Linked DNA regions of Homo sapiens: region 2 is linked to region 1. The links are chromatin loops, found by intact Hi-C in ENCODE. Cell type or tissue: OCI-LY7. All regions are shown on one strand.

Region 1 (2,500 bases):
CTCCCTCCTGGCCGACTGCCCTCCCACACCCAGCCCCATGAATAGTGGTGCCTTGGTCCCATGCCAGCACTCCAGCCGCTTCAGGTCTGGAGGGGGCTGAGGAGCAAGGTCCCCCAAAGGCTGGCACTCTTGTTGCCATGGTAGCAGTTGCCTTGGAAGCCACTTCCCTGACTTCAGCTTCCAAATGGTCCAAGAAAGCTACCTGTCCCCCGGGGGATTGGTGAATTAATCACGCTCTTTTCCAGGGTTCTCACCCCTCAAGGAAAATAAACAGAACCAAACCAAACTGGGGCCTTTTCGCCCACTGTTCCTCCCCACCCCCACGCCACACTTGGACTTGGTGCACTGAGAAGGAAGGAGCATGGGCAGACGCTCCACAGTCCTTGCCTCAGCAGGAGACAGAGAGAAGAGACTGGGTGATGGAACTCAGCAATGTGCCCGTGGCCTTGCCATGCCTGAGAACTGTGGCCTCCAAGAGCACCCAGGTTCAGCGGGGAGGCTCCAATCCTTGGGAGGGGTGGAGGGTTGGTGGGGCGATGGAGCCCTGGTGCCTTGGGCCTCCCTCTCAGCATGGCTCACAGAGAGGTTCCTGAACTCACTTACCTATTGCTCTGAGCACGTCACTCAAGGACACACATTTTCTTTTTCAGAGATGATATAGCCCAAACTGAGGAAAGAATTGGCAGGCCTCCCTCTCTACATCACAACTGTTTTGGGAACCTTTAATGATGCACTCCTGGTCCTGAGGGAAAGAGGCAGGCCTTGACTGATTTTCATTGTTTTGTTTTGTTTGTTTGTTTGAGCCAGGATTTCACACCCATCGCCCAGGCTGGAGTGCAGTGGTGTGATCTCAGCTCACTGCAACCTCCTCCTCAAGCGATCCTCCCACCTCGGCCTCCCAAGTAGCTGGGACTACAAGCACACACCACTGTGCCTGGATAATTTTTGTTTTTGTAGAGACAGGGTTTCACCATGTTTCCCAGGCTGGTCTTGAACTCCTGGCCTCAAGCAATTCTCCCGCCTCAGCCTCCCAAAGTGCTGGGATTGTAATCCCACAGTGCCTGGTCCCTTGACTAATTTTTTAACTCAATGTCTCCCTCTGAAGGTGGGTCTGCCAGTTCCTCCCACCTCAACTAAGACAGTGTTGAAATTCAGGGGCAGATAGGCCAGAGTACTTCCCAGAGGGGCAGAATCCATGAGGACTCTGGGGCAATTCCTCTGTCTCCCCATGTCTTGGATTCCCCACCTATATGAAGAGCTGGGACGGCCCTGGTTCTGTGATCTTGGAACTGAAAAAGGCTTAACGTGCCTCTCCTTTGAGATCACAGTGTTTTCTGAGATCTGAAGCAGTGCACAGGTGCCTCTGCCACCCCCATCCCCATCACCAGACAAGGCAGTGGGCTCAGGGAGGTGGAATGGCTGGCCCGAGCCCCATAGTGCGAGGTGGAAAACGCGGCCCCAAGAGCTTCTATCTTGGTGAGGGTGTGAGAGAGTCGCCCTCAGCCTTAGACTTTGAGAGGAGCAAGGAACACGTTTCATGGACAATTATTTTGGTGGCTCCTTCTAAAACTAAGTCAGTGGGGGATCAATTATGTGTGACAGAGACATGGGCTATGATTTGATGCCTAATTAGAGGAATAATCAGATCTCATCCAGGCAGGAGGCACAGCAGATGCTGGCAGCAGCACCGTGGCTGGGGAATGCCCAGCTCCAGGGGTGTTCCCTCTGTGGGGAACAGGAACACAGTCCAGGGCCCATCTGTGTGCTGCAGTCACCCCTCTCTACAGACTCATCATGAGCCGAAGCTCCAACTCAGGTGACCCTGGGCCTTCTCAGGCCCCCTTCTCCACATACAAGGAATGCCTCTTGTTAGAGACAGAGGTTCCCTTGTGTCCACAGCCCTCCTCTTTGATGACTGGAGGTGGTTGTGCAGTCCAAGCCCTCTCCCTGAACTCTGTCCTCATGTTCAGAAGCCTAGCTCAGGTCCCTCCCAGCCACAGCATTCTGGGGAGCTCACTCCTGGAACCTGCCCTCAAGGGGCTCTCAGCCTACAGAGGAGATAGAACAAGAACAGGGCAGCCATGGAGGCAGGTGGAGGAACAAGAAGTTGAGCCTGGCAATATGAGACTGCAGATGCAGTGCAGAGAGGGGGCATCCAAAGAGAGGCCAGGGAGGCTGGCGACGGGACTCCGAGCAGGATTATGGGACCCTAGGAATTGTGCCCAGGTGCAGGGCCAGGCCGGGGCCATATTCTGAGACTGGGGGGTCCCCAATCCATAAAGGGCCAAATAACGCAATGAATGATAAAGGCTGGAACTGGGGGCCGGGGCAGGGCTCAGGGCTAGGCTGCATTGGTGACCACTGCCCAGCCTTGGGGTGGGGCATCCTGCAAGTAACTCAGACAGGCTGGGTGCAGGTGCTCAGTTCAGCGGATGGGAAGGCACCAACCATGACCCAGCCTCCCACTCCCGGCACCTAGCCCCTACCAAGTCCTCTTCTC
Region 2 (2,500 bases), 170 kb before region 1:
TTGAATTTTGTTTTGTTTTGGTAGGAGTTAACTTACTTGATCATCAGCTTGTTCCTTGTAAGGCTTGTGTTTAAGACTTATTAGGATGGTGCTAAAGTAGACTTTAGGGCTAGTTTAGCCCTACTACCAAGACCCTTTTGAGGCCTCTACTGAATGTTGTGGGTGTCCGATAAGTTCTCTTCACTCTCCAACTGTAACATGAATGTCTCTCAGCCCTGTCTGAACTCTGAAAATTGTTCAGCTTATAGCTCCCCAGTAGTTTTCATTTGCCCACACTTATGGAGTTTTATTATATGCATGCACAACTCATGCATATAAATACTCATGAGTATTTAGACAAGGACTCAAGGGAGACCTCTATACAGATTTCTGAAGCTCTTTTTCTGAGTAGCTTCTTCCTCTCTGGTACTCTTCCCTGGAAATTATAGTGCCACAGACCCTCCTAATGTCAAGATCTCTAACTTCAACACAAAAAGACCCCTGTGATCTACTTGGATTTCCCCTCCCTGCTCTGCCCAAAAGTGCCTTCAAACAGAAAGCTAGGGTTGTCTTCAGGCTCACTTTGCTTGTTTTCCTTCTCTCAGGGATCATAGTTCCATGCTAACTATTGTCCGTTGTCTAAATAGTTGTTTCATACACTTATCCAGTTGTCTAGTTATTTATGCAGGCCAGAAAGTCCAATGCCAGTTACTCAGTCACGTTCAGAAGATAAAGTTCCTCTCCTTTGGGTCTTTACTCAAATGTTACACAAGAGTTGGCAATCATCCCAACAATTCTCCCTGTCCTCCATTCCTGCTTCATTTTTCTCCATAGTACTCATCAACCAACACTATCAATTTACCTATCTGTCTTACTTACGAATTGTTTCTTTTCATTAGAAGGTAAGGTCCATGCAGGCAGGAATTTTGTGTATTTTGTTCCATGTTATAGCTCCAGCACAAAGGTTAGGTCTTGGAATACAATACATATTTGACAGATGAATGAATGAATGAATGAATAAAGGATCATTACCTTTTGAAAACTTTCCTTCACGCTATTCCTATCTTTTCTGCATCTTGTATCATATTGTTGATCACACTTTGTTCCTCTCTCTCTCACACACACACACACACACACGCACACGCACACACACACAGCAGAAATGGACCTCATCTGTGTGTCCCCACCATCCAACACAGGGATTAACGAAGGTGAGTTGGGTGCATGGAAATTGTCCCCATCTAAGAAGCACAGTGTCCAAGAAACCAGCAGAGGGCAGCACAAAGCTGTGCCTCTCTTTTCACCTCCGTAGTGCCAGTCTTAAGTAGAGAGGGGCTGGTAGCAGATGGAACTGGAGCTGCAGCTAGACTTAGAAACACAGAGCCAGTGTTATTCCCTCAGAAGAGAACTCAGGAGGGCCCAGGCAGCCTTCTCTAGGGGGTCTCTCACACGGCCTTGCTGACTCAGCATGTCCTACTGTGTATTCCATCCACAAACACCCAGCCTTGATAGTAGGAGCACAGGTCCACGTGCACACACACACACATGCACACAGACCCCTCCTCAGTCAGAAGAGCCCTGCCTTCATGATGCAATCACCTTCTCTCCCAGCCTGTGCTGTTTAGGCTTTCTAGGTCAAATGGATTCCTCAGAGGTTCCATTCCCAGCCTCCCTGTCCACTCAGTGCACTTAGCAATTCCCCTGAAGGCTTTTAACGTTCACCATTTAAATTTCATTCTTACCACAGGAACTGCCAGGAGGTCAGCACTGTTAGGTCCAATTTGCAGGTGAGGAACAGACTCAGAGAGGAAAAGGAACTGGTCTAAGGTCACACAGCTAGTGAGTGGAGAGGCTCAGATTCAAACCCAGGGGTGCTGGCCTTGGGCTCCCTCCATAGCCAGCTGCAGCCTCCACTCCAGCTCAAGCCCCAGGGAAAGGGACAGGAGTGGAGGCATGGGCAGGAGGGTGGGAGGTCACAGTACAGATTCTTTACTCCCAGGATTTTTATTATCACCCTAAAATAAAGCTAGTTACTCCAGGCTTGCTTCTCCTCCCCCCACCCCACCCCCACTATAAACCTTTCTATGACATTTACAGGGTGGGGGGCATGGGGCATAGGGGGAGACAGCATCGCCTGCTTCCTGGGAACTCTTGTAGGGCAGAACCTGACTATTACTGATGTTCTCCAGGACCTCACACACAGTAGGGGCTCACCCAGGGTGGGTTTGATGGATGGATGGATGGATAAATAGGATCATCAAGATGAAGGGCAATGCCTGGGAACTCTTTAGAGTCTTTAGCGTCTCATCTTTTAATTCAGCAAACGGGCCCAGAAGATTCCCATCCCTTCCCGAGCACTAGGCCCTGTTTTGGATGCTAAAGACACATAAATGGGGAAACTGAGACCACTACTTGGCAGAGACACAAAAGTTTGCAGCAATTCAGAAGAGGATGTGCCTGGAATAGAAGGAGAATCTCAGGAGGGGCAGTCCTCACCCCTGCCCACAATAATGCTGTGAAC

What was found. A loop is a pair of places that touch in the nucleus more often than their neighbours do. Peaks named below come from ENCODE experiments on the same cell type or tissue, not always from the same donor. Only the 100,000 strongest peaks of a DNase experiment are listed, where the experiment ranks them.
Region 2: it touches region 1 in a loop (3-fold over the local background); 15 of 110 quality-filtered maps call a loop at or near these places.

What each region holds. Positions count from the first base shown.
Region 1 is chr1:46,552,331-46,554,830 of GRCh38, reverse strand. All of the region lies in intron 3 of MKNK1-AS1 (MKNK1 antisense RNA 1), which reads right to left. Among named protein-coding and RNA genes, the nearest start is that of KNCN, 1.9 kb to the right of the region's middle. In OCI-LY7, a CTCF peak has its summit at 1,120; no DNase peak of the experiment used is centred here.
Region 2 is chr1:46,724,179-46,726,678 of GRCh38, reverse strand. No RefSeq gene overlaps it. Among named protein-coding and RNA genes, the nearest start is that of EFCAB14, 6.3 kb to the right of the region's middle. In OCI-LY7, CTCF peaks have their summits at 1,031 and 1,241 (motif pointing right); a DNase peak (open chromatin) is centred at 1,258.